Linked DNA regions of Mus musculus: region 2 is linked to region 1. The links are chromatin loops, found by intact Hi-C in ENCODE. Cell type or tissue: gastrocnemius. All regions are shown on one strand. Each heading gives the region's core, and the rest is flanking DNA. Links, peaks and the distances in the headings are about the cores only. Region 1 holds the start of Scaf8 (SR-related CTD-associated factor 8). Region 2 overlaps Scaf8 (SR-related CTD-associated factor 8).

What was found. Peaks named below come from ENCODE experiments on the same cell type or tissue, not always from the same donor. Only the 100,000 strongest peaks of a DNase experiment are listed, where the experiment ranks them.
Region 2: it touches region 1 in a loop (1.9-fold over the local background); 6 of 42 quality-filtered maps call a loop at or near these places.

Annotation. Positions count from the first base shown.
Region 1 is chr17:3,106,571-3,121,599 of GRCm38, reverse strand. Scaf8 (SR-related CTD-associated factor 8) reads right to left here and starts at 6,628. Exons shown (of 20, transcript NM_134123.3): 1 at 6,182-6,628. The coding sequence starts at 6,211. A230045G11Rik (a long non-coding RNA gene) reads left to right here and starts at 6,316. Exons shown (of 6, transcript XR_003952289.1): 1 at 6,316-7,013; 2 at 7,255-7,412; 3 at 8,253-8,312; 4 at 9,028-9,078. In gastrocnemius, for the core only: a CTCF peak has its summit at 6,680 (motif pointing left); DNase peaks (open chromatin) are centred at 6,425, 6,720, 7,048, 7,624 and 1 more place; H3K4me3 peaks cover 3,649 bases; H3K27ac peaks cover 2,942 bases.
Region 2 is chr17:3,159,594-3,174,622 of GRCm38, reverse strand. Scaf8 (SR-related CTD-associated factor 8) reads right to left here. Exons shown (of 20, transcript NM_134123.3): 5 at 11,511-11,664; 6 at 10,346-10,476; 7 at 6,484-6,660; 8 at 5,217-5,296; 9 at 3,403-3,520. Among named protein-coding and RNA genes, the nearest start is that of A230045G11Rik, 52 kb to the right of the region's middle. In gastrocnemius, for the core only: no CTCF peak of the experiment used is centred there; no DNase peak of the experiment used is centred there; H3K27ac peaks cover 1,287 bases.

The DNA.
Region 1 (15,029 bases), core at 2,349-10,348:
ACTTGTTAATTATTTTAAAGCAGTAATCCTAAACACCTTAAACACAATTACTACCCAACACGAAACTCTGATCTGCCCCAACTTTGAAACCCTCAGTGGAGAACTCCTCCCTCCCCCTCCATACTTAAGTGAAAGTTAAAACAGATTAAGAGTTCTGACTTAAAATTTTCACCTAATTGATATTTCTACAATGCCCTAAAAATTGCATTTAAAGCAACACATAGGCATACCAGGTCCTCATAAACATAACTGTATTAAGTCAAAGCCTCTTCCCACTCACAGAATATTCAAGTAAAGAAAATGACTTCTGTATTTTGAAGGCAAATGTCCAGAAATGTTAGCTACCATCACCAGCTACCAAGCCAATCCTCCTTTGCTCATTTACTTGAGACAGACAGGCACGTGGCTCTACAGTGAACTCTAACGCCCCACTGTGCACTGAGAATCTGAAGCAGTGCCGCCGTCACTGTTCTCGCTGAGCTTGTAACCTGGGTAAAGACTAAGTACTTGGAAGTAGAGTCATCATTACACGGAAAGTACAAAGTGCTGTACGACAACTTAATGAAATCTAAATCCGTAATTCTCAACAAGATTGTTACTCCTCCCATAAGGGAAACTGATAAAGCTAAAGACAGAGTTGGATGGCACCAAGGGAGAAGGCTACACAGCATCTAGTATGTAAAAGCAGAGATGCTGCTAAGGACCTACTCCAAGTGCTCCACACAGCAAAGAGTCATGCAGCTCCAGTATGAGCAGCCCCAAGTCAGGAAGCACAGTCTACACCACTGGCGTGGAAGAAGAATTATGTTATTCGAAATGAACTCATCCTTAATTTAAAGCACTAGGTATATTCCATCTTTAAATAATTTTCAACAACATGGAAAGAAAACTACAACCTGATCATATTAACCAAACTTCCCCTACAAAACAGACAACAGAGAAAAGGGTAACACAGCTCTGAAAGGTGGAAATCAAAGAGAAATGTTCTACAAATGCTTCCTATAAGTGTTTTTCTTGAGCCATAAATTTTTTGTGTTACTCTACCTGTTTCATGTCTCAACCAACCCAGGGTTACTACTAGATACTGATGGTAAGGTTATAAAAAGTTCTGTAGTTATTTACAAACCGCCCCCTCGGAACACAAAACTGGAAGTGAAATGTAGACTAAGAAATGTCCTGGGTAGTAGAGTGAGTCTGGCAAGTGTGTATCTTACTGTGGCTCAGAGTAAGTTATCCAACTAACCAAAGAATGCCAAGGACAGAAGACCACCACGATACCCTACTAAGAATAACCAGGGTCAAACATGCTGCACGCACCTGTGATCTCACTTCAAACACTGGGAAGGTAGAAGCAAGAAGACTGTTCCAAATTCTAGACTAGCCTCCTCTACATACAGTTCCAACTGAGGTAGCCAATATTCTACCTCAAAGGTCGACTATTGGTAGACTACCAATACTATATCTCAGAAAGACTGGTCAACTTTTAGAAAGATGATAAAAGAATTGTCAGAATTTAGAAACTGAGGTAAATCTAAGAATTAAAGTGCAGTGAATCTTCTAGCATCTTAAACCCAGAGACCCCATCCTACCTCCTACTCAGTCCACTCAGAACAAGAAAAATGAAGTATTTCATGGGCCAAGTCGTCTACACTACCGTAAACAGCTATAAAAACAGGCTACAGAAATTCATCGCCAACAAATATTTTATTATGTTAAAGAGATGCTATTAACTTTTTGATGTGTGAAAAATATATACTAGGGCTTTCTAAAAAATTTTAAGTTAAATGACTCTAATACTTAACTAAAAATGACCCTCCTCTAACTCTGCCCAGACATAACCACTGCTAACCCACTCTTAAACTTTTCACCTTAAACAGTGAGTTTCAAATTTTCTTCCCCAATTGCACTGAAATTTTCTAAAGAAGGTATTTATCATATAAAGACATTCCCTTCCTTTTCTAAAACAAAGCATGAGAGAAGAGGCCCCTATAAGAACAGCCTCCATTCAGTTAGTAGCCTTCAATACAGTGCAGACAGCCATTCACATGAAGATGCTCCCAAGAACATTCAGGGCAAGCCCGATGCAGTTGTCCGTCCAGTTAAGCTGTCCTTCTCACTAGGTAAGGACTCCCAAGTCTCTGTAAGAACTGACTAGTTGGAACAGTAGCAAGTAGAGTTCCTCATAATGACTAATTCCATCTAATTTAGCTGCTCCCTCACACACTGATTCTCATGAGTCTTCCAAGGTAAGGACAAACTTTCTCTCATTGTATCAGAATTGGCAATAATGGCCATGGGATTAACTCTCATTCAACTAAGGGTAATGAGGAGGAATTTACTCCAAAATTCTTGAACAAAGGATCTCCTGATATAATGATCTTTAATGTAGTGGTGAAGGACAGAGAAATCCTTTGAAAAATTAGGAGGAAGATGATAGGCGATAACTCAGACTGAAATTCATTCACATTTTGCAGATTAATTTTAAATAAATAAATCAAGCTGTATTCTTAGTTTCACAATCACTAGCATGCTATTTCCAAGAAAATGTTTTTTTGATGAATAGAAAGTAAAACAGAATTATATAATTATATGGAATATAATTATAAAGCCTGAGACGTAGCAAGCCTTTGCTAACCCTTCTTATTTTAAACATCTATTTGTCTTGCTTTTTGTTTCAGACACAATTGTACAATATGGCTTAATCTGGTGTAAAAAAGTATGTAGCCCAGACCATCCTCAAATTCAGAGCAATCCTACTGTCTCAACCTCTTAGGTGCTGGAATTACAAAGTGTGTATCAAGACATCCAACTTTCATATTTTAAGCATTTGAAGGTTTAAAAATATCTTGCTACCAAACAGTAATGATACTTTTTTGAGCTAGCCAGGAGTGTAGTGCCACACACCTGTAATCCCAGCACTCAGGATGCTGAGACATCAGTAAGACCCTGTCTCAACAATACTAATAATAGTCATTATTACCATGAGCTAAATGTTGATGCCTTAAAAGCCAAATTCACTATGAGCACTTGAAAACATGATTTCCTCCCAAGCCTGTAATTCAGACTCCTTCTTTTTTGTACTTTGCAAACATGACTTAATAGAAAGCAATGAATGAGCTGCTCCAAGTGCTCAACTGCAGTAACAAAGCATGCACCACAGCAGCCATGTATGCAGAACGGTCAATCAGGCTTTCTCTTCTAAATTAACAAGGCTATGCATTTTGTTCTTAAACAAAAGTATACAGGGACCAAGCCTGGTGCAAGCCTATATAATCCTGCTACCAGAGAGGCTGAGGCAGGAGTATCACATAACAAATACAACTCCTGTCTGGACTACAGAGTTAGCTCCCGTGTTACCAGCCTAGGCAATCTAAGTGAGGACTTCTCCCAAATAAAGAGGACTGAGAGGGACATTTATCTCTGAAGTGGACCCTTGCCTACTTCCAACTTCCAGTCTGAGGGTACGTCTCCTTGACCTTGAGTCTATCCTCTACTTTTAGGCTAACCCCACTTCAAACTGATAACAACATTATCAAGATAGAAAGGAAAACACTTAAGTAGTCTGAAATCCTTAGGGGAAAAAAGGAAGAGAGAGAAACAGTGCAACACAGCCAAGAGCTCCAGGAGGCAGCACAGCCCACCAGCCGTGTGCCCACCAGCCCTTCTCCTTCCAATACAGCCCACACTCACAGCTCCTTCTCCACACTGCTCTAGTGTGCTCTCAGAGCACTAATACTTGTTTATACCTATCATGGTGGGAGCTCTGATAAAGCCTCTTAGGGAAAGGAGGACAGACACATTAGGAATCTCCTAAACAAAGAAGAAAACTAAGCACAGTTATCTTAGTCAGGGTTTCTTTTTTTTCTTTTTGGTCTTTTCAAGACAAGGTTTCTCTGTATAGCCCTGGCTGTCCTGGAACTCACGTTGTAGACCAGGCTGGCCTTGAACTCAGAAATCTGCCTGCCTCTGTCCGGAGTGCTAGGACTAAAGGCGTGTGCCACCACCGCCTGGCTTTAGTCAGGGTTTCTATTCCTGCACAAACATCATGACCAAGAAGCAAGTTGGGGAGGAAAGGGTTTATTCAGCTTACACTTCCACACTGCTGTTCATCACCAAGGAAGTCAGGACTGGAACTCAAGCAGGTCAGGAAGCAGGAGCTGATGCAGAGGCCATGGAGGGATGTTCTTTACTGGCTTGCTTCCCCTGGCTTGCTCAGCCTGCTCTCTTATAGAACCCAAGACTACCAGCCAGAGATGGCACCACCCACAAGGGGCCTGAAACCCTTGATCACTAATTGAGAAAATGCCTTACAGCTGGATCTCATGGAGGCACTTTCCCAACTGAATCTCCTTTCTCTGTGTCACTCCAGCCTATGTCAAGGTGACACAAAACTAGCCAGTACAACAGTGGAAGAGGGTTAAATTCGGTAATTTGGAAATAAGTGAGGTTTTGCTGTTGTTGCTATTTTAAGAGAGAAATTACAGTCCTAGCTGTCCTGGAACTCTATATGTACACTCATATACATGTACATATGGCCGTGAACTCCGAGAGACCCATCTTCCTCTGCCTCTCAGAGTACTAGCATCATCAAAGGCATTCACCACCAAGCCCACATAAGAAGGGACCTTTTTTTTGTAACTAAAGAACTTCATTATTAGTGCTGTATGCAGCAAATTAAAAAGCAACTTGGCTGTTTTCTTATATAGTTAACAACATACTAAAAACTTATTTACAGGAACCAGGCAGTGGTGGCGCACGCCTTTAATCCCAGCACTCGGGAGGCAGAGGCAGGCGGATTTCTGAGTTCGAGACCAGCCTGGTCTACAAAGTGAGTTCGAAGATAGCCAGGGCTACACAGAGAAACCCTGTGTCAAAAAACCAAAAAAAAAGTTATTTACAGTATCACTAAATTCCTTTTATTCCATATTCTAAATATATATCATTGGGAGAGAGAATTAAGTTTCATAAGAGGATAACTGCCCATATTATCAGTTATAAATTCACAAGATTTCCAAATGTATTGCTCTCAGTATCAGGAAGGTCACCACTACTTAAAGTAAGACGCATATTCAAGAACTTGATCTAACTTTCAACAACCCTTTTTGCAGCCTTTCCCAAGGCTACCTACCATAAATAAACAAACAAACAAAAATTACGATGAAATTGCAGAAAGGCATTTAAGAGCACTGTCCCATTTGGGCAGCCACAGATGCTATTTTAAAAACTCATGTACTTAAGACATTAAATGTCATATTACTGAGCATTAACATCCCCAAATCAAAAGTTCTGAAAACTATGCTAATTAGCATACATTTAATTATGTTTCTAAAAGGTACAAGTAGATAATGCTGAGCTGAGCCGGAATTTGCTACATTTAATGTCCGAATTGCTATTATTCCTTAAGAAGAAATCGAATTTATTTTGTCGAAGCCTGCCTTCCAATCAGATCAGTAAACCCAGCAAAGAGTAAAAATTGGACACCTGCATTAAAAAAAGAAAATTAAAAATCTGCTTGGCCTGACATGTGAATGAGGCCCTGGCAAATGATTCTCCAAGCTTCTAACCCCCTCTGAGTGCACACACTCTCCCGAGCACTTGTGTCTTTTCCTCCCTAACTGATGATCAGAAGGGCAAGCAGAAATTAAAAAAGAAAAAAAAAAAAGGAGGGGGGGGAGATCGCAGAATAAATTTGCCTGCTACCAACCATCCAATTAGCGAAGTCCCTGGCTGCCAAGTCACCTAGTCAACAGAACCTCAATAATAAACACTACGTGTAACGTGACCATGGATCACCACACCGTGGGTCCTCTCCAGGGCCTCGCATCCGTGTGTCAGCTTCCTCAGTCACCACCGGGGAGGGCCTGCAGAGTGATGTCCTGCAAACAGTTCAGACCCTGCCAGGCCACGGGCCGTGCGCGAGGTGGGGGGTGGGAGGTGATAGTCCTCGGTGGAACCCACCCGGGAGCGTGGCGCGGCCGCCTTGGGGACCGGCCCTCCCCCTGCCTTCCCTCAGCCCTGCCCGGCCCCGGGAGGGGCGCGGGCCGTTCCCCTCCCCCACGGCCGCCCGGCCGCCGTCGCCCCACCCGGGGGAGGCTGCTTGCGGCCCGCGCCCTTGCTCGGCTCGCGAGCCCCGGGCCGGGCCGGGCCGAGCCTGGCGGGGAGGCCGGGTTGCGGTACGAACCTCGCTGTTGAAGGTCTTCACGGCCTCCATGTTGTCTGCGCAGAGGCCCGGGGCCCGACGGAGGAAGAGGCGGCGGCCGGGTGCGATGCGTGCGGAAAGGCGGGCGACGGGCCCAGGAGGCCGCGGAGCACTGCGAGCAGGCGACGCTCCTCAGCGCCGGCGAGGCCCCAGCATGGCCGCGGGGCGGGCGCAGTGAGCAGGACGGAGGCCGCCGGGGCGGGTCGGCGGCGGGGGAGGGGCTGGCGCGGCGCCTTCTCTGCTTCTCCGCCTCGCTCGGAAGCGGCCTCCACACTCAAGCTTCGGCCCCCTCCACTCTCCACCCCCTTCTCCTCCTTCCTCTTCCTCCCACGGGCTCCTGTGTCACCTCCCTGCCGCCTAGGCCGCGGGAACCTGCAGCGCGCAGCGAAGACACAGGAGGAAGCGCTGACCGCGGCGGCTGCGGCATCCAATATGGCGGACGCGGTCGAGCCGCGCACTCGGAGTCGGCGGCGCCAGCCAGCGCGCCCCCTGGCGACCAGGCCGCGCGAGGTCCGCGGCCGCGCCAGACCATAGAGATGGCGTGGGCCAGAGCGTCTGGAGTCGCTGCGGCGGGAGCGGGGGACCCGAGGCCCTTGGCTGTCCTCATCCCGGGCCGCGGGAGCGAGCGCTGCGGCTGGACGGAGGGGCTTCGGGTGGCCGATCCCGCGGATGAGCGCCGCTCTAGAAACAAGCAAAAACAAAGTTCAGGGGAAGAGACCGAATGGAGGAAACTACGGTGTCTTCGTTGCCGCTTCCGGGTGGGATGGCACCTGCGGTGGAGGAGGGATTGAAGTGCCTTTGAGAACTTTAGCGGGTATTGACTTACATTACTCATCGCCACCATTGTGCCCCGGCGTCCTGGCGGCGGGGGACAGACGCTGCACACACGAGGTGGCTCGGGTCGCGTGCAGCCGCCGTGCGGGAAATGCGAGCTGCGCGAGCCGGGCCTGGGCACCCCGGAGGCGGGAAGGAACCCGGAACGCCCCCGTTTGGACGCGGATATGCAACCTGGTTTTGTTGTTGTTGTTTGTTTGTTGTTGTTTTTGGTTTTTTAGGAGGTGGGTTATTCCGAAGGAATTTGGCCCCAGGTTATCGGAGCAGAGGGATAATTGCGGGTTTTAGGATCCAGACGTGGTACGGGTGAAAATGCTTCGTGCTTGCTTGAAGTTAAACCCGGCGGGGGAACGATTGTTCCCACTGAACGTTCCCACAGGTACTGCTAATTGCCTTCGCTCTTCCCAAATTCATGCAAAAGGAAGGGGTGGGGGGATGGGCTGCTTTAGATTAGTATTTCCTAAGAGCTAAGTCAAGAGGCTTATGAAATAGTCTTTTAAGTCGGCTTCATTCACAGCTTTGCTCCTGGTGCTGGCCGTTTCGAAGGTAAAAATTACAATGGGACTCTTCCATTTTTTTCACCTGCTATCTCTAAAGCAGATCATCTCCACCTCTTCCAGTACTCACAGGCCTAACCCTGACGATCCTGCTGTCTCCGAGTAGCTTGCATTTTTCTGGACAGTAGCCAAAATGATATATTTTAGACACATCCCTTGCTTAACCCCCTGTGATACTTTTCCATTGCCCTTTAAATACATCCTTCCATCTTGCATTGGTGTGAAGGCTCTGCTACCTCTCTGCACATGGCAGTCTTCCACACTGTCCCTTGACAACAGAGAGCATTTGTCTGCTCTCTGTCCATAAGAGATGATAAAACTGAAAAGTCCCATCATATGATGTCAGAGACATTTTAGCATAGCAGTGCACAGCGTATCTCATGTTAGAGATGGTTCTGGCATAAGTAAACCTATCCTATTACCAATAGAATTAAAGTATAGAATATATAGTTTTATAGTGCCATGGCACTGGTAATTTATCATACCATTTATTTTATTCTTACCATATATGTCTTCTAACTAGAAAGGGGTCTGTATGCATACAAGCCCATGTGTACAGGAGTGTGCATGTGGAGTGGTATGTGATTTTAATCATATGAATGCCCAAATATGCATAGATCATGGACTCATACAGTGGCAAATGAAAGATGTCTCTCTTTCAGGAGAACCCTTGGAGACACTACCTTTCCCACAGAATTTCATTCAAGGAGCTCAAAGGCCAGGTTAGTTTTACAACATTCACTGTTACTGTAAGCTAAGCAAAGCCCACCTCCTCCACACTTCTTCTGAAAACTACAATTTGTCTCCTGCTGCTTCTACCATTTTAGTTTGTTAATGTCATAATGAGCATTGTTCCTATATCATACCAGCCCATCCATCCCTCTCCACTTGGAAATCCTCCGTCCCCCCTACCCTTTAGAGTTCATAATCTTTTTTTATTATTTTTAATATCCCCCAGTTCAAAATCACACAATTATTCATTTTTATATTTTTTATTCTTCTCTCATACAACACGTTCACAACTGCAGCATTCCCTCCCTACGCTCAGCCCAGTTTCTCTCTAGTTTCCCTTTCCCTCAAATCCCACAAACAACCACAGCATGTATGCAGAGAACCTAGTACAGACCCTGCAGGCTGTGATTGTTGCTTCAGTCTCTGTGAGCTCCTATGAGGCCTACTTAGATGATTCTGTGGTCCATGTTTCCCAGGTGTCCTTCACCCCAGGCTCCTACAATCCTTCTTCCCCTATTCCCTAGGGTTCCCCAAGCTCTGCCTTTGGTTGTGGGTCTCTGCATCCATTCACATTAACTGCCAGAGGAAGCCTCTCTGATGTCAATTGGGCTAGGCGGTAACATATGAGTTTGGGAATCATTTTATTAAACTTTTTTTTTTTTTTCGGGGAGGAGGGATTCGTCAGTCGTGTTTGTCTCGTTGCAGGAAATCTTTTGAAAAGGTACCATCTACCTGGAGGGCATCATCCTGAGTGAGGTAACCCAATCACAAAAGAACTCGCACAATATGTACTCACTGATAAGTGGATATTAGCCCAGTGCTTAGAATACCCAAGATACAAGATACAATTTGCAAAACACATGAAACTCAAGAAGAACGAAGACCAAAGTGTGGACACTTTGCCCCTTCTTAGAATTGGGAATAAAACACCCATGGAAGGAGTTACAGAGACAAAGTTTGGAGCTGAAACGAAAGGATGGACCATCTAGAGACTGCCATATCCAGGGATCCATCCCATAATCAGCCTCCAAACGCTGACACCATTGCATATACCAGCAAGATTTTGCTGAAAGGACCCAGATATAGCTGTCTCTTGTGAGACTAGGCTGGGGCCTAGCAAACACAGAAGTGGATGCTCATAGTCAGTCAGCTATTGGATGGATCACAGGGCCCCCAGTGGAGAAGCTAGAGAAAGTACCCAAGGAGCTAAAGGGGTCTGCAACCCCATAGGTGGAACAACAATATGAACTAACCAGTACCTCCAGAGCTCATGTCTCTAGCTCCATATGTAGCAGAAGATGGCCTAGTCGGTCATCAGTGGAAAGAGAGGCCCATTGGTCATGCAAACTTTATATGCCCAGTACAGGGGAACGCCAGGGCCAAGAAGTGGGAGTGGGAGGGTGGGGGAGTGGGTGGGGGAGCGTGTAGGGGACTTTTGGGATAGCATTGGAAATATAAATGAAGAAAGTACCTAATAAAAATAAATTTAAAAAAAAAAAAAAAGGCACCATCCGGCCCTATCACCAGCTACTCACTCTCCCCGCAACCTTGCTGCCTTCATGGTTAACCCCATGCAATGACTCTCTACTTCTATCTCCTCAGGGGTTTCCATGGTTGCCCATCTCAGTCAGATTTGTATTAGCAAATTCTCAACCCACAAAATACCTGCACAATGAACTCAAAACTCAATTGATATAAACACAGGCTACACTCCTAGATAGGGCAAGCACACCCTACTTATAATTTAATCATCTATTTAAGAAATCCCCAATACTTACGGCTCCCAAAACTGTGGTTCTGGCTCCTCTTCCTCTCCTATAGGTTCCATCTTGTCTCTTCCTCTCCTTTCCTCCTTCTCTCCCTCTACTCTCTGTACTCATCTCTAAAATTCTCAGCCCACCTTCCTTTTCCACTGCCCAATCACAGGCTTTCACCTTATCTTGTACCTGCCCTCACCTGCATATAGACAGCAATCCTCATAGTCTTTTCCTAGGTCTCTGAGCCATTCAGCTTCCATTTCTGACCATCCAGGCAGTGTCAGTCATGGGCTCCTTCTCATGGCTTGGCCCTCAAATTAGACCAATGATTGTTTGACCATTCCCACAATCTCTGAGCCACCATTGCCTCAGCACATCTTGCTGGTAGGACACGTGTGGGTTGGAGGTTTTGTGGTTGGGTTGGTGTTGGTCCCACAACTGGGAGCCCTCCCAGGTTACCAAAGATGGCCAGTTCAGGCTCTGTATCCTCTATTACTAGGAGTCCTCACTATTGTAATACTCTTAGATTCCAGAGAGTTTCTGCTGCAATAGATTTCCACACAGCCTCCTAAATGCCCCCTTATTCCAGTCAATCTTCTCCCAGGACTCTTTCCCCTCTGCCCCTCCCTTCTTGATCTGATTCCTTCCCATCCCCACCCACCCACTGACAGGACACTTGAAAAATCTATCTCCCCTTCCCAGAAAGATCTGTGTGTCTTGTTTAGAGCCCTCCTTGTTAATACTTAGTCTCTCTCGGTCTATAGATTGTAGTGTGGTCTTCTTTGACAGCTAATATCCACTTATAAGTGATGATATATCATGTTTATCTTTCTGGGCCAAGGATGTCATTTTTTTTAATCTGAGTAACACACGATGTATAAATATGCTTCATTTTCTTTATTTAAGTTCTTTGGTTAAGAAACATCTAGGTTGTTTCCAGTTTCTAGTTGTTATGAATAAAGCTACAATGAACATATTTGAGTAAGTGGGTTGGGTAGAATGGAGTGACCTCTGGGTATAAACCCAGGAGTGATATAGCTGGGTCTTGAAGTAGAAGCACTCCCAATTCTATGAGGAACTATCACATTGATCTCCATATTGGTTCAACAAGTTTGTACTCCCACCAATAATAGTGGAGTGCTTCCCTTGCTCCACATCTTCACCAACATGAGCTATCATGTGTTATTGATCTTAGCCATTCTAACAGGTGTAAAATAGAATCTCAAAGTAGTTTTGATTTGCATTTCTCTGGTTGCTAATGATGGTGAACTTTGGTTTAAGTGTTTCTTGGCCACTGGAGATTCCTCTATTGAGAATTCTCTGTTTAGCTCTGTACTCCATTTACATTGAATTATTTGGTTTGTTGCTGTTTAGTTTCTTGAGTTATTTATATACTTTGTATATTAGCTCTCTGTCATATGTGGGGTTGGTGAAAGGAATGTGCCTGTGCTTTCAGTTGTCTAGTCATCTCCTATGCTGATACCCTCAAGGCTCTTCTCTAGTTTCAGTTCTGTCAGGTTCAAAGTGTCTGGTTTAATCTAGATGTCTTTGATCCAATTGGTCATGAAGATTGTTTTGTTTTGTTTACGTATATGAGTACATTGTTGCTTTCTTCAGACACACCAGAAGAAGGCATCAGATCCCATTACAGATGGTTGTGACCCTCCATTTAGTTGCTAGAAATTGAGCTCAGGACGTCTGGAAGAGCAGTCAGTGCTCTTAATCACTGAGCCATCTCTCCAGCCCCTTGGACATGAGTTTTAAGCAGGGTGATAAATGTGGGTTTATTTGCTTTCTTCTACACACAGGCATCCAATTAGACCAGCACCATTCGTGGAAGAGGCTTCATTTCTTCCATTATGTTCTGACTTCAAAAAAATTGAGTGTTCACAGATGTGTGGATTTATTCTGGGTTTTCAATTGCATAGATTATAGTGTCTGTTTTTATTCCAATACCATCTGGTTTTTATTCTCATAGCTCTGTTAATAATATTATCACCTCTGCTTGATATCAGGGATGGTGATATCTAGAAATTCTTATATTGCACAAGATTGTTTTAGCTGTCCTGGGATTTTTGGTTTTCCATATAAAGTCGAGTCTTGTCCTTTTAAGACCTATAAAGAATTGTGTAGGAATGTTGATGGACATTGTGTTGAGTCAGTGCATTGCTTTTGGTGGGGCGGCCATTTTTACTATGTTTTACTGATCCATGAGGATGGCAAATCTTTTCATCTTCTGCCTTCATCAATTTCTTTCTTAAAAGACTTGAAGTTTTTGCCATACAAGCCTCTTCATTTGCTTGGTTAGAGTAACCCCAAAGTAAATAATGTTTGTAGTTATTATGAAGGGTGTTGTTTCCCTGATTTCTTTCTCAGTATGTTTGTCATTTGTATAAAGGAGGGCTACTGATATTTTTAGTTACCCTCATATCCAGCCACTTCATTGAAGGTGTTTAATGAGCTTAAGAGTTCCCTGGTGGGGCTGGTGAGATGGCTCAGTGGGTAAGAGCACCCGACTGCTCTTCCGAAGGTCCAGAGTTCAAATCCCAGCAACCACATGGTGGCTCACAACCATCTGTAACAAGATCTGACTCCCTCTTCTGGAGTGTCTGAAGATAGCTACAGTGTACTTACATATAATAAATAAATAAATCTTTAAAAAAAAAAAAAAAGAGTTCCCTGGTGGAATTGTGGTGACACTTATGTTACCATATCATACCTTCTCTTCCAAGTCATAGCCCTGTGATCTTTCAGTTGTCCCATTGCTCTAGCTGGAACTTCAAGTGCTATATTGAGTAGATATGGACAGGGTGGACAGCCATGTCTCGTTCCTGATTTCAGTAGAATTACTTTGAGTTTCCCACAATTTAATTTGATGGTGGCTCTTGACTTGTCGTAAACTGACTTTATTATGTTTAGGTATGTCTGTTGTGTTACTACTCTCTCCCAGAGTTATTATGAAGCAGTGTTGAATGTCGTCAAAGTCTTTTTCATCATCTAGTTAGATCATCGTGTGTTTTTTATCTTTCATTTTGTTTATGTGGTGTATCCCATTGGCTGACTTTTGTTTGTTGAACTATCCCTGCATCTCTGGGATGAAGCCTAATTGGCCATAGTGGATTATCTTCTTGCTGTGTGCTTAGATTCAGTTTACAAGTATTTTGAATATTTTTGCATTTATATTCATCAGGAAAATTGCTCCATAATTCCCTTTATTTTGTTGAATATTTGTATGCTTTGGGTATCAGCATAAATATGGCAATGTTCTTTCTGTTTCACTATATGGAACAATTTGAAGAGTATTAGGGTTATCGCTTCTTTGAAAGTCTGGTAGAATTAATTGTGCTCTAAAACCATCTGCTGGACTGGACTGTTTGGGTTTGGGTTTAGATTTGTTTGATTTGGTTGGGTTTGGAGGTTGTTGTTTTTTTTTAAGTAACTCCTTTCTTTATTCATTTTACATCCCAATCACAGCACCACTCTACCAGCTCCCAATCCCTTTCACGTGGCTCCTCTTCTTACTCCCTTCTTCCCCTTCACCTCTGAGAAGGAGAAGGTGTAGTTTAGAGGCAGGAATAACTACTTCTACTTCCTTAGGGCTATAGGTCTATGTAAATTGTTTATTTGATCTTGATTTAATTTTGATAAGTGGTATCTGTCATTTTCTTTTAGATTTTCTAATTTTGTATCGTACAGATTTTTGAAGGAAGCCCTGATGATTCTTTGGATTTTCCCAGTGTCTGTTATGTCCTCCCTGTCATTTCTGACTTTGATGATTTAGATATTCTCTCTCGGCCTTTTAGTTAGTTTGGATAAGGATTATCTATCTTGTTCTTTTGGTTGGTTATTTGGTTGGTTTTTTTCTCATTTCGTTGATTCTTCATATTCTCTCTCTCTCTCTCTCTCTCTCTCTCTCTCTCTCTCTCTCTCTCTCTCTCTGAGACAGGGTTCCTCTGTATAGCCTTGGCTGGCCTGGAACTCACTCTATAGGCCAGGCTGGCCTCATACACATCTAAGTACTTATCTAAATCTACATCTTGAACTCTTCTCTAACAGTTTCAGAGTTTTATATTGTCTTACTATCTCTAATAATAATTTTTAATAATTTCATTAATCCTTTGAGAATTTCATAGACTTCATTTTGATCCTATTCACCATCCTTACCCAACCTGCTTCCAGATTCTTCCCAACTTCCCAATACTCTGTTTTGAATCCATGGAGTCAGATTTGTACGGTCCAATTTCTCGTGGGTATGGAGCCTGCCCTGAAACCTAGTAGTCTGTCTACCAGAGGTCACACTCTTAAAGACAACAGGCTCTTCTTCCCTTCCCCCAGTAGCTGTCCATTGCCAGTAGTTCCTTCGCTAGGGTGGGACTTTGTGCCTACCCCAAGTCACCCATCCTCCCTGCCACCATGCTGTGATTTTGTGTGGCTTGACCTTACACAAGACTTGTACATGCTGCCAGAACTACAGTGAGTTCACATGAGCAGCTTCTCTGTCAGCTCCTGGAAATGCTTTCCTCGTCAGCATGCAGTGGATTTTTCTACTCCCTCTCCTGCAATGGCCCCTGATCCTTGGTAGAATGTGCTATAAATGTCCCATTTCAGACATAGCACTACTCAGGATTTCAGATCTCATATTAGGGTCTTTTTTTTTTTTTAAAGATTTATTTATTTATTATATGTAAGTACATTGTAGCTGTCTTCAGACACTCCAGAAGAGGGAGTCAGATCTCGTTACAGATGGTTGTGAGCCACCATGTGGTTGCTGGGATTTGAACTCTGGACCTTCGGAAGAGCAGTCACGTGCTCTTACCCACTGAGCCATCTCACCAGCCCCATATTAGGGTCTTAAATGTTTCAGGTTTTCCCCACTTATGCATACTACTACTATGTACTGTGCAGACGAAAAAAGGTTGTTTCTAAGCATCTTGGTTTAGATTGCCTGGA
Region 2 (15,029 bases), core at 4,756-12,755, 51 kb before region 1:
ATCACCCCCATCAGGGCATTAATACTGATTTTGGAACAAGAACCTAGATTGTTCCACTTTCTTTAAAAAAAAATATATCAGCATTTCAATTTAGTTGGCAAAGAAGAAGATTCATAACATTGAAATTATATAAAAATTAGTGAAGTTCTCTCTACTCCTTTAGTCTCACTTCTGTATTTAAAAAAAGTATTCAGTGGATCCAGGAGGCAAGTGACATTTTTCCTGGTTACATCCTGATAAGCACATCTAGTTTCTACAACTACGTATTCATGCAAATCAATAATAAACAAGGAACATACAAAAGCACTGTTACCACTGGCTATCACATCAGCTATCGGCTTCTCAAACTGGCACCTAACACTCCTATGTACCTTTATTCTATTGCCTTCAGGTATCCTTTGCTTCTGTTTTATCTGTAGAAATGACAGCAAAGTCTATCAAGGGTGTCACTGAATGCCATGTGATACACTGACAGCATTTATGTAAATCAGCACTCTTATAACTCCATATAATCAATATCCTAAAATTTACTTGACTCCACAAACAATAAGTCATCTACAATATAGCAGAGTGTCACCTCCGTTCGTTCTTTTCTTTTCTTTTCTTTTTGGCTATTGTTTGTTTTTGAGACATGATCCTTCTATGTAGCCCTGACTGTCCAGGAACTAGCTGAGGAAACCAAGCTATTCTCCAATTAAGAGATTTGCCTGCCTCTGCCTCCTGAGTGCTGAGATTAAAGGCATGTGCCACCATTGCCAGTTCCATCATATTCTGAAACAAAGTAAATTCAGACATCCCACTGACAGTGCTTCATCATTACTAAGGTGAATATTTTAAAGATTCTCTTAAAATTTTACTATTAGCATTTCATCTTGAGTAACATATTTTGACTATCCTACTAATCAGCAAAACCACAAAACTCTAACACAACAGAAACCATATCATTATGATAAAGCTTCTATTCCTCTATAATTCTGGCCATTTTCTTCTTAATTAGAAAGACATTCCAGTTTTTCAAATGTTCTTAAACCTTTCAGGCATGTCCTTTCTTATTCTAGGGCCTTAACCCAAGGTACGCTGTTGCTGTGGCTGACCTGCACAGAGCAGGATGGTAGCATCTTAGTGAGGGATAGATAGATACATGGATCTAATGTTAACAAAAGCACTTGATTTTTCTGCAAATCTTATTCTGTCTTTCTCATTGTTGTTAAGATTTTAGAGCCAGGCACAGTGGTGGATGTTTTTAATCCCAACACTTGTTAGACAAAGGCAGGTGGTTCTCTGTGAGTACGAGGCCGTGTCAACATGATGTGTTCCAAGACAGCCAAAGCTATATATATATAATGAGAACCTTTCTCAAAACCACCCCTTCCTCTAATTTTTATTTGTATTTATGTATATGTGTGTCCTGGGCATCTGATCTCCTGAAGCTGGAGGTTGTAAACCACCCAGCATGAATGCTGGGAAACTACCTCCAGTTCTCTGCAAGCAGTGGCAAATGTTCTCAAGCATGGAGACAGCACCCATTCCACCCCGAATCACACAACGTCCTCCTGTGTGGTAGTTTGAACAGGAATAGCCCCCATAGACTAATGTGTTTGAATGTTTGACAAGAGAGAATTCCATTATTAGGTGTGGTCTTGTTGGAGGAGTGTGTCACTGTTGGGGTGGGCTTTGAGGTCTTATATAGTCAAGCCATGCCCAGTGTGGCAAACAATTTTCTGCGGCCTGTGGATCAAGATGTAGAACTTTTCAGTTCCTTCTCCAGCATCATGTCTGCCTGCACACTGTCATGCCCTGACATGGTAATAATGAACTCAACCGAAGACTGTAGGCCAGCCCTAATTAAATGTCTTCTTTATAAGAGTTTCTGTGGTCATGGTATCTCTTCACAGCAATAGAAACCCTAACTAAGACAGCATTTTTTATCATTAAACAAGCTTTGGACAATGGAAACTTAAGTTCTCTTTCTTTTAAAAGGATCTTTTTATTGTATGTGTCAAAGTTATGAAACTAAACATGAGTAATTGGTTCTCTGGTTGGTGAGACTTGCTGGTTTCAGACTTGCTGCTCTCAAATGACCAGTCTCTTTCATATTGGGAGTGCAGCCTTGGCTTGCTGCTTCTGCTAATGCTTCTGAGCTACATACAGAAGCTCAGCCTGTCCTATGTACAGCTGTTACTGGACAGAGAGCATCACCCTTGTCTCTATGAACTTTGTAGTTACTATCCTCTATGACTGACTCACACAAACATGCCAATGTTTACCTTCCTGTAGTTTTAAGAGAATATCACTTTTGCGATACCATGCCTCTTACACAGATCAACTGAATCAGAACTGAGTTCTCGAGTATCTCTGGACACCTCCATGTTACACTGTTTGCACTTACAAAGTCATGTTCAAGCTCAGTATCTCACATTGTTCTAAACTTCGGAAGTACTAAGTCCTGTCCATGATGCCAGCACCCTGAACTGTTACCTCTGTTCCAGAGTCTGGGTTTATGCAAACATTTGGACTTCTTTAGAGAAAAGGTTCTACACCTTAGGTCTGAACTACTTTCCTGTCCATCATTATATGTGTCACTTGCCTAAAAATATATAATCACATGTAAAGTATGTTTATAGGTTGTTTTAAATTCATGACTGATCACTTTTAGTGACTAAGGCCCAGTATGGTTGGTTATCTACCAGTGTTTCTCATACAGGTTCCAAGTAGGTTTTTGTAAAACTAAATCTTACTCTGTAACTTGACATATTTTATCACTTCTAAAGTGAAGCTTTTCTTTTCTTCCACATCTTAGCATCTCTGGAACTCCTAACATCTCAAAATGACACGATGATACTACATATTAATTTAGAAGGGTTCCTATCTCTTAGTTATGCATAAAATAAAGGCAATTCTATACCATTAGCTACATACTTTTCATTAGATCTTTTATCTCAGTATAGTTCAACTTCCTCTGGAGTAAATGGTAGTCATGGTACATTCCACATGAAAATTTATAAGTAAAAATATGCCTCTCCTATTTGTAATGAAGTTCCTACCACATGGCATTATCAATAAATTTCTTTTAAAAATCATTAATATTTATCTGCTTAAACATTACCATTACCTTCCTAAACGAGTACAGCAGAAAGGAGAAAACATGACGCTTTAAGATGTTAACTCCAAAATACACTGTCTTCTATCATGAAATTCATGCTGATACATCATTTCGTTACACTGCCAGACTTTTTTTTTTTTTTAATAATAGGCACAGCTATAAAGGTCTTTGAAAGGAAATACACTAGAAAGGTCATAAAGTAGCTGGCAAAACAAAGATGAACAAATAGCTCTAAAGACTAAGAAGGAACACCACTCAAGCGTCCCCCGGAATGCCCAGTAACTGCGGGGAGCACGGACCTTCTGAGGCTGCTGCTGCTCCAGGAGCTGCTGTCGCAACTGCTCCAAGTTCTGCTGCTGCAGCTGTTCTGCTATCTGATGGAAGATGGAGTTGTTCACAGACTCTGAAACGTGAGAGCTGAGTGAGAAACAAAAGGTGAAGCTGCATGTTAAGATGACAAAAGGGAACGGAGAGCAAGCAAGCAGGCAGACAACAACAACAACACACACACACACACACACACACACACACACACACACACACACAAAAGCACTTCACACAAGGAACTCTACTGCAGTGTTCTCTTTTTGAAATATTAATAACCAAAGTGGAATACTCTGAAACATCAACCCATTAGAAGAGAAAGAACTCAATAACGTTTCAACAAAAAAGCATTATAGCTGCTCTGTTACGAAGCTGACATCACTGCCTCATGCTACACATATAAATGGACATGCTATACATATAAATTAGTAACTTTTATTATGGTAATGTACAACTGCAAACACTTGTTTCAAAAAAGGTAAACGTGTAAACATTATCAAGTTAATAACTCACGTTTAATCATGAGACAGTGGAAAATGTCCTATCAATCAGGATGTGTAAAATCTACAATTATCACTGCCCATAAACTTTATAGAGTATGTGTCCTTTAAAAAAGCATCATGTTATGAGGTATGTAAACAGAAACGTGTGTAGATAAGAGAAAATAATAATTTAACTGCACTCTGGGTTATCCCTGTAATCCTGGGTGCTAGAAGGTAAGACATGAGAATAAAGAGGGAGCCCTAAAAGGAACAAGCAGGGTGGTGAGAGGTCTCCAGACTGTTGTCACCTGGAGCAGATGAACCTATGGGAAGAATGGTATCTATCTTCAAATATGACAGATGCTGTCATGAAAGAAATTGGAGTCTACTGATTTTTCTTTCAATACACAGCGTTTGAATTGATGTCTAGAAAATGAAGGAACTCAGCTCAACAGAACATGTCACACTAGAACAGTCCACAAACTCTTTCCTCGGAAGGTGGGAAAGCACTGACTCTCCCCTCAGGACCATTAACAACGTCTTACACTGTTTAGCGCCCTCATCCACATGACCTCAAATGGCTCTTTCAACTTCACTGTTTACTATCTACAATACTATTTTTAAACTTCTGCCAAGAAAGTCCCTATGTCAAAAGAATGTACTTTATCTTATGTATTCTTACACATTATCCTGGTATATAAGATCTGCTACATCTGCTTGGGTGAGATCCCACTCATTCTCTCTCAACTTCCACCTCATACTCTCCTATTGGTCTTTATAAACACACTCACAAACACAGGGCTTTGTACAGCCATTTAAGGGGAGAAAGCAACAAATTTAAATAAAAATACAAACTCCATTCATTGAAATAAATAAAGCCCATATAATTCCAATCCTTAGAATTCCTAATTCTAACTAGTTCAATGTACTTCTCAGAAATTGGCAAATACTCTAGAAGTGGACTCTGACAGAAGCATCTGTCCACCTATTACAAATATTCTTACAACTAAATTATTTTAAGCCAACAAAGATATAAGAAAATATCACAACTGGAGTTACTAATGCTTATTAATTTTCTTATAGGGAACTTTGATATATCACAACCAATTGCACAGATCTGAAAAAAGAGTCCAAATAATCTTGTTAAGACAACAAGCCCACCGCCCCTCACAATTTTGGTGCTTAGAGCCTGAAACAACCCAACTTATGAAAAACTCACTCCAACTCTTAAGTCTGCTAACATTCCACCCAGTATTTAGAACAACAGAAAAAGAAAACATGGGTATAAAGAAAATCATAATTCTTACAGTTGAGGAGTAGGCATTTCCTTTTTGGATTCTTCACTATGCTCAGAATCTTCCCCAAAATCAAATCTATCCATCAACTTCTAAGGAAGGGAGAAAGGCGAATTAAAAAAGTGCTTCCAACATGCATCTTACAAATGCTACTGAAATGCGAAGTAAATGTTCTGTGCTATGGTACATTATTCTGTAGTAGAGTAGGCATTCTGAACACATGTTTAGAGGACTGTAACATACAGCAGTCCCCTCACACAGTCATCAAGGCAACTCCATTCATTTGTGCACAATGAAGTCTGAAAACATTGCTGTTGTGATTTTTCAACAGAGCTCACAATCATGCATTACTGGTTCTTCTTTTCTCACGGTGCTTACTTTATTTATTAAGCATTAACACAAGTATGTATAAACGTTTTTAGATGGTTTAGCTCTATCTCTGGTTTTAAGGCTCCTGTGGAGGTTAAGGAATCATTGGAGGACTGAGGGATACGGCATCATCCCAGAGCAGAACCAATTTTGACAAGGCAGTACAACTACTAAAGCACAGTACTGTTTTTCATGACAGAGTCTCTCTGTGTAGTGGCTATCATGAAACTTGCTCTGTAGACCAGGCTGGCCTCAGACTTAGGGATCTCTACCTGTCATTACCTACCAAGTAGAAAATGAAGGATTATGGAACTGTAGCTTAAAAAACATCTAGGACCATAACCAAGTGTTAACTAGCAATAACTTCATGATAAAATGTGGTCTACCTACTAGGAATAAATTAGGAGCAACTGATTAAATAGGCAAGTCATTATCCAAGAAATCAGGATTGATTTTCTATGAAACTAATTATAACAGAAATAACATGCATATACATGTTTGTATGTGCATATGTAAATACACACACATAGCATTTCCAAGATACACTCGGGACAACTATGATGAGGCTATCTTTCTCTCTCACACACACACACACACACACACACACACACACACACCAACACAAATCATTCATAAAACAGTTTCAATTTTAAAAACACTTTTTCCATAGTTAAGCCTATACATAAAATATACAATAATATTAACTTCTAGAAAATTTTCTTTGAACTTTCAATACTGATTATTTTATCAAGGCAAATGATAGAACACAGACAGTACTTGGGAGGCTGAGGCAGACAGATTAGGTATTAGTAGCAAACACACAAGTCTGTAATAAAACATAATCTACACAGCAGAATCTATATAATAGCCTTCAGTTCACATGTAACATATCAGTAGCTTTAATCACTACCTTGTTGAAAGAGACTCCCTGATCCAAGGGCGTAAGTGTGTTGGCTGCAGCAGCTGCAGCTGTGAGCTGTGCAGTGAGTGCCTGTAACTGAACCACAAGACCAGCATCCAAGGCCTGCAGGATAGAAGGCTGAGGCTTCTGCTGCTGTATCTGTAAGGTTTGTATTAGCTGCTGAAGCTGGAAGGGAAAAAAAAATATTATCATAATTTTGGGTCAGTACTCGGTCTTTTGAATAAACAAATTTTTAAAGATTTATTTATTTTATATATCTGAGTACACTGCAGCTGTCTTCAGACACTTCAGAAAAGGGCATCGGATCCCATTACAGATGATTGTTGAGTCGTATGTTCAGCTGGGAACTGAAGTCAGGATGTCTGGAAGAGCAGGCAGTGCTCTTAACCACTGAGCCATCTCTCCAGCCCCCTTGGATAAACATTTTTGACAAACTTTATCATCCTTCAGAGAAAAATGTTTTTATGTGTTGTGGTTTGAATGAGAAACGCCCCAGTAGGTGCATGTGTTTGAACATGTAGTCTTCCTGATAATGGTACTACTGTTGGGGAGGTTATGAACCTTGAAGAGGGCCATGGGGTAGAACGCACAGCCTGGTCAAAGAAGTGCATCACTGGAGGATAGAGCCAGGCTTTGAGAACTTACAGCCTTGCTACACTTCATTTCAATTCTTGGCTTGGGTTTGCAGTTAAAGTTGTGATCTCTGGGCTTCCTCTGTGACAAAGTGTGATCAGTCAGCTTTTCTGATCAAGATGCCTGCTGCCATGCTTTCCTTGCTACTATGGATTTTCTCCCTCTGGACATCATCTAAGGAAAATAAACTCTTCCATAAGTCACTTTTAGTCATTGTGTTTTAGCACAGAAATGAAAGCTATTACAGAAGCTGGACAACCTAAAGACATAAAGCTAATATGCTTTGCTGGGACAATGGAGGCTGAATGGTTGGGCCTGTAAAAGCAGCCACGATGAAAACTGTCTGGGAAATATTTCCTCATCACAGTAACTGTGGACAGCAGGGGACTGAGACTGCATCAGGTGGCAGGCACCATAATTTACCAAGTACTTTCTACACTGTACTGGTTTTAAATGATTGAAGGTGCCACCAAAAAAAAAAAAAAAAAAAAAAAAAAAAGAAGAAGCTAGAGATTGCTCAGAGATTAAGAGCATTGGCTACTCTTTCAGTTGTGGCCCCGGGTTCAACTTCCAGCACCCACATGGTAGCTCACAAACAACTATCTGTAACCCTAGTCCCAGGCAGCCAACATACTTTTCTAGCCTCTGTGAATATTAGGCAAGAATATGGTGCAGACATTCAGGCAAAACAACCACATACATAAAATAAAGAGGGGTGAAGTACTATGTGACAGGGTCAGATTCCCTGAAGAAGCCAGGAAGGCCACTAGCAAAGGTGAAGCCTGAGTGGCAGTGATGATCCTAGCATAGTGAAGATGCCAGGACTGTGGTAAGGGCCCCAGGGACAGTGAGGTATGAGGAAGAGCTGGCCTTAGCCAATGAGACATATATGTGTGTGGCTAGCAGTAGAGCCAGAGAAAGGTTACTGCTGGATCCTCTAGAGCCAGCCCAGATCATGAGTAAGATATGGAGCTTTTTTACACTGTTGGGTATTGGTTTCAGCTTGACTTCGCTGTAACTGCCCTGGCTCTTCCTTCTGGGAATAAGAAAATATACAATGCATTTTGGAATTTACAGGAATCCACAGAGAGAGACCTGTGGATTTTTAAAGAAATACTGGCCTCAAAGCGTTGAAACTTTTACCTCAAAGTGTTGAAAATTTTAAAGACCGTCGAATTTCTTTTAATGCTGTAGCATATTTTATACTATGACTTAATGTAAGATTTAGTGAACAAAAGAAAATTTATTGTTTAAAATGCTGTACGTCAAAGTTAACAAAGAGTGGAAAGTCATAGGAAAAACTTGTAGATGTAAACCTGAAGACAAACCTAGCGTCACCTGGGGAAAGAGGACCTCAAGATAAAAGCTCCCTCAATCAGACTAGCCTGTGACACTGTCTTAGCAGGTCACTATGGGCGGAGCCATCCCTAGGCGAGGGGGCCTTGGATGTATGAGAAAGGAAGGAGAATGTGGCCCTAGAAATTTGTGGTCTCTGCTAGCTCCAGGAAGCCTTGGCTTCCTTCAGTGAGGGACTGTCACTTGAAAGTGTAAGCTGAAAGAAACCCTTTCCTCCTAAGCTGCTTCAGTCAGTGTGCACTAGAGCAGGAGAGCAGATGAAGTGGGTGGACTTAAGCCCCCGGAAGCCTGGCTTACTCTTTGAAAGTCATGAGCATTACACATGCAATAGTCACACTGTAACAACAGCACAGAGAATCCTCGTGAGTCGCCCTCATCCTTCTTCAGTTAATCCCACAGGACAGCAGCTTCTTTATCAATCACATCTACTGTCTGAGAACCCATTTCTGAAAACAGGAGAGGAATCTGCTCAACAGGACATGGTCTGAGACTCAACGGATTGTGTAACTTACTATTCTGAATAGAACAAGCTACAGCAATACCTATCCCTGCTTTTCACCCATCTTTAAGAAACAAAACAAAGCATGGAGCTGAAGAAATGACTCAGTGGCAGCACTTGCCACACTCCAGACGTCTCAGGTTGGGTTCCCGGCACTCATGTCAGGCAAGTCCCAACCAGCTCCAGATGACCCAAAGCCCTCTGGCCTCCAGATATACACATAAATAAAGTAAAAATCTTCAAAAACACAACAGAACAAAAGCACTTAACAGAGCTGGTGAAGTCTCTCTGTGGGTAAAGTCTGATTACCTGGGTTAACTCAATGCCCAGGAACCACCTGGTAGAGCAAAGGAGGACAGACAGAGTTGACAACAATCATTTTAACACATCCAGTAAAGAGGATTTGATTGTTCACAACAACAACAACAACAACAACAACAACAACAAAAAGAGTAAATGACAGAGAGTAAATATGCCATTTACCCCAATCTGAGTATCACAAATTACATGCATGCATTGAATGTTGTATTACCACTTCATAAACCATTACCTTGTTAAAAGAACCATTCAGTGTAATTTTTACAATTTATAACTGTCAACAAAGATTAGAAAAATGAAAATAGCAGAACTACTACTATTAACAGCTAGTATGAGAAGGTATAAATACCATTCAAGGGAGCAGTAAACAATCTATCTTAAAACAGCAGTAAGAGAAAAAAAGTTAGAGTCATGCAATTATCCAAACACCATAATATTAGATCATATATTATAATATTACTAGAATATTGTCTATTATATTACTATAATATTGGATATTATATTATAGTAGAAAAAAACAACATGAACATGACTTTACCACTAAAGTCAACAATAAGACACACAACTCTTTACAGCACTAGAATGGAGGAAGCAACATGAAAGAGGGGAGACGGGGCTGTCCTGCCTCTCCATTAGACAACTGAACCATTCATTCCTCTGACATCGCCATTTCCCAAGAGCACCGTGAACATCACCACAGCAGTAACTTCTCTAAAGTGACGTTAAATTCTATTGGTTCCTGCCACAATGACTACAGGAAGCACCTTGTTTTATCAGTGAGATAGTAATGGCACCTAATGATGGTTGACATATGCTATGTGCTACCTCAGTGATCTGATATAGAAAAAATTAACAGAACACACATTAATTACAAGATAATGTCCATAAAGAATTACTGAGTAAAAATCATACAAGTGTAGCTTTCAAGCACAGTGCTCCCATGTTGACAGAAAAGGACAACACACCATAAAGGGGGTATGCTATGGAACCACACATTAGGAAGACAACACATTCCAAACCTCTTGACACAACATAAAGACTTACCTGTTGACCTTGAGGACTTTGTAGGATCTGAGCAACAGCTGCCAGTGTGTCTGTGTTTGCTATCTGAGATACCCATGGATCAGGTAAGCCTTGGACCACATTGGCTGGAGTAACAGGTGTCACGGGTGTTCCTTTTAGAAAAGACATCACACGGACCAAAGAAGGAAACAAGTAAATGATACTTTAAAAAGGTACAAAGATTTATTCAGCTAACATATAAAACATAAGCAGATAGTATGCTTTCACTTTACTGCCTCCATCTTGAAAACGACTTACAGCCTTTATGTAGTTAGGTAACTTTACAAACAGGAAGGCAATTCCCCACTCCAAGCCCCATGCGATCTGTCTATACTTATCTTAAACTAAGCTACCACTTCAATGAAACCTGTCAGCAAAGTTTTACTACAGAAAATTCTTTAACAGGGGGAAATAACAAAAATACAATCTTTCCTGGTAAAATCTGTATCTGTAAGATGAAACTATTTTTTTTTCAAAACTCTTGTTTATACACAGATGTTTGTAGACAGGTGTACAACAAGAACTACATACCAAAAAGTTAACGAATGTTGGGTTCAGAGTAAAAGCTGAAATATTTAAAATATCCCAAGCAATAAAATTTTTAGATAATTACATTAAAGCAATCTTGGCTTTATTAAGCGATTTTGGAGTTTTTCTTAAAAAATGACATTCCCCAAATAACCTGTAAACAAGTTAAGTTACATATACATGTTTAAGGAGTTATAGACAACCTAAATCAAGAAAACGCTCATTGAGAACTGGGGATGTGGCTCAGTGCAAAAGTCCTTGCCCAGCATATGCTGGGCCCCGAGTTCAATCAATCATAGTGCTAAACAAAACAAAAATGAACTGTGACATAGACATTTTCCAAAATGTTTTGGGTGATAGAAAAAAAGAAATAAAAGCAATTTTTAAAAATTGTTTTCTAAATTTTAGATTAAGAGCAAAACCACAGTATTTTATTTCATGAACATAAAGAGATACACCTGCCTGTCTGCCCAGTGTAAGGACTAACAGTTGGCACTTGCCACCACACTCAGCCTTCAAGTCTCTTAACACTGGACAAACTCCTCTGCCCTATAGCGTGTGAACATTGGGTAAGCAGTGTAACTTGAGTCTCCAACAAGTCTGTACAACAGGCACGTACCTGGAGTGTTGCTCATAGCTGCAGTGGTGCTGGCCAAAACAGGCGTGACAACTGGGGGAGGAATCCCTGCCGCCATATCCAGAAGAGGCTGGATAATCTCACTCTTAAAAACATTATTCTTCTGCCATAAGTTTAATACTCTCACTATTTTACTCTAGAAGAATAAAGAAAAATGATTTCAAATGTTTGGCTTTCAAAATATTATCACAATTCATTTCACAGATTATCTGAGCATAGGATATAAAGAAGATTAAAATATTTTTATTGCACATTACATCTCTAAGACTGTTTCCAACTTTTTCTGCTTTCAAAACTTTAGCATACTCATTTCATTTAGGTTATTTGTACTTACAAAGAGAGACTAAAATAGTTCAGTGGTAAATTCCAACCTGAAACTGTTTTTAACCATTCTGTAATCCCTAAATTTAGGTAATAGGGTAGTTACTTCTGATAGCTATATAAGATAAAGGAAAGCTAAATTTAGCTGAAGCAGGTGACAGGTAGGCTCCACCTTCTATATATGCCAAGTCACATGGGATTGATAACATAGGTGCCTACAGAACTGCTCTAAAACTCCCACCTTTCCATGGGTTCCAGGATCAAATAAGGTTGGGAGGCCTGAACAGCAAGCACGTTACTCCTTGGGCCGTCTCCTCTGCCCTGCCCGAAGAACTCTGAGGCAGAAGCAAACTCTATCTCAATACAATGCGTACACACACATAATGGTGAACTTTAACCCTGACTCACAGAATGCTTACCTTCTGAACTAGCAAGCAACTTCAGGACAAACTCCTCATCTAATGTGACTCTTAAACAAATTTCATTTTATAAGCTATTTAATAATTTTAGGGAGAGTATTTCTCCACTTAAGAAATGTAGCTCAGCGCCTTTGTTCAGCATGTTTCCCTGACCAAAAGAAAAAGGACAATTTACCAAAATCAAGTTCTCTCTAAGAACCTTGCCATCAATGTACCTTACACCCCAAACCATCCACTTCCTAGGCACAGCGCAAGGCATGGCCCTCCTCTACACTCTTTTGTCACTGTTCCTACCTACTCTCTCCTTGATGTGTAAAGTCAACTACCTACTAGCATTACTCAATCTGGCCCTCAGGGCAACAATTATGTTTCATATGAATAATGCTCTACATTATTTTGTGACAGAATAATCTGAGTGTTCTATCATTTTACAAAAATAAATAAAATCTGTATGGTCTCCATCATTTGTCTTTTTCTGACAAGCCCTTTGAGTGCAGCTGTGCATCCAATTCACTCCTCTCAAAGAATCTTACAAGTATATCATACTGTGTTTTAATCTTGCCTTGTTTAGGGTGTCTTAGGTACTTAAGGCTAAGTCCCATTTTTCTTGAGGTGCACATAGTCATGTAGCATTTAAGCATCTCCTATATAATTCATGGCGTATATGCCGTCTGACACTTCTCATTTTCTCTGGTCTTAGGCCAACTGTGTCAATAAATTTTACCAACATTTCTTCATTTACAAAATGAAACAGATTTTTCTTGTCCTTTTTCTAAGCTGTGATTGTAACCAACTGCCTACTGCTAGCATATGCAGGTCTTAGGTACAACCGACCTGGGACAAAGTTACAGGCTGTCAACAGTTACAACTACTGACTTCAACTACTACTTCACCTCACTTGAAACGCTCATCGTTCTCCAACAATGTTCATGAGAAATCCCATCTTAGTTCTCAAATTCTATTGACTCAATTCCTGCAAACATTTTGCTCAAGGTAATATAAACTTGAAAAGACTGGGTTGGTTCTACAGCTCTCTAGGTCACAGTCAGGATACTAAGAGTTAGTGAGTGGAAAGATTGATTTCCACTAAGTGTCTCCTTGTTTGAAGGAAGGATTCACAGATCCCAGAAGCTTCAGGTCTCTAGGTAAGTCATGCCCAACAAAGAAAGGTGTCCTAAAATGTTTCACCATATTAGTGTGACCTTAAAGGTTTTTTTATTATTATTTAAAATAAACATTAATTACTCCCACTTCTTGAAATACAAGTCGTTTACTCAGACTATAGACTTACATCACCTGAACCCAAACTAAGAATAAAAGTCATCTCCATCCCTTAATAATAACACACAAGTTAAATCACAGCTATGTCATATAAAAGGTCTATAGCCAAGAACTGCCAAGTAATACTATTCCAAGCCCATCTGTTACTTTTTAAGAAAAGAGGGAGGAAGAGGAAGAGGAACAGGAAGAAGAGAAGGAAGAGAAAGAAGAGAAAGAGGAAGAAGCTGCTGCTGTTGCTGCTGTTCAAGCCTCGAGAAAGAAAACAATAGCTAAGTATGTAAAAATAAAGATTTGGTTCACTTTAAGCAACATGCAGTTGTGTACATTTCTATATTTCAAATGATGCCTACGAAAAATTATACAATGAATGGTTCAAGCCACGGATTCAACTCTTGCTTTTGCGCAGTGCAAGTACTTGGAGTACTGGCACTCTTTAGGCTTACATAAACATTTCTCAATGTGGGAAATAAGTCCTTTGAAGTAACAACCCCAGTAACAACATTCTGCATATCTGAATACACACTCCTCCTTTACCACTGAGATTACAGTCAGCTAATCTTCCCTCATATGGTCTGTAAAATGCCTCATGCATAAAGACTATCCCGAGAGGTATTAGTCAGGAAACCCACAAGATCAAGATGGATTCGTAGATTGCACCTGTCAGAAATTCAAGTATGACTTCTAAATCAGTGCTGCTAATTACTATTTGCAACTAATAAATTATTTTACACAGGATTCCATTATTAGAACTCATTAAGGTAGGTGACTAAACATCTCAAACATTCTTTAGGACCACTAGCTAGGCCTACCATAATACCAAAATAGTTAGAACAAAACACAAGAGCTGCCGGGAAATATATCCAAGAATATTTATGAAGAATATACTATAATAAATTTATTTCTATAATACTGACTTTTAAAATTTAAGACATGACAGTGGTTAAAAATAAAGGTAGTCTTGTTATAAGCCTTAGATTTCTGATTCTTCCTTACAACACCCCTCACCCAGTCTCTCTTTTTTTAGTGTATGTGTGTGTATAAGAGCGAGAAAGAGAGAGAGAAAAGAGAGAAAATGGAAGGAGAGTGTTGAATCCCTTGGAACTAGGGTTACACTGTGTAAGTAACATGACTGCCTAATCCAGGTGCAGGAACCACAATCCTAGGGCTCTGATAGAAAAGTAAATGTTCTTAACAGCTGAGCCATCGCCAGTCCTGTTTAGCCTCTCTTAACCTTTTCCTAGCTTTTATTAAAAACAGGAAACAGGATACAGTATCACTTCCAAATCAGTACCTACCTAGTAATTCCAGAGGAGCTATGAAGAGAACCATCTCCTTTTAATCTTAGCTCTGGATCCATTACCTTCTAATTACAGAATACTCACACACACTAAGATCTGAGTATTGGTCTTCAACACTTAGAAAATTGCACAAAAAAAGACTGATATGTAAATACCAACTCAAATAACCACAATACTAAAGT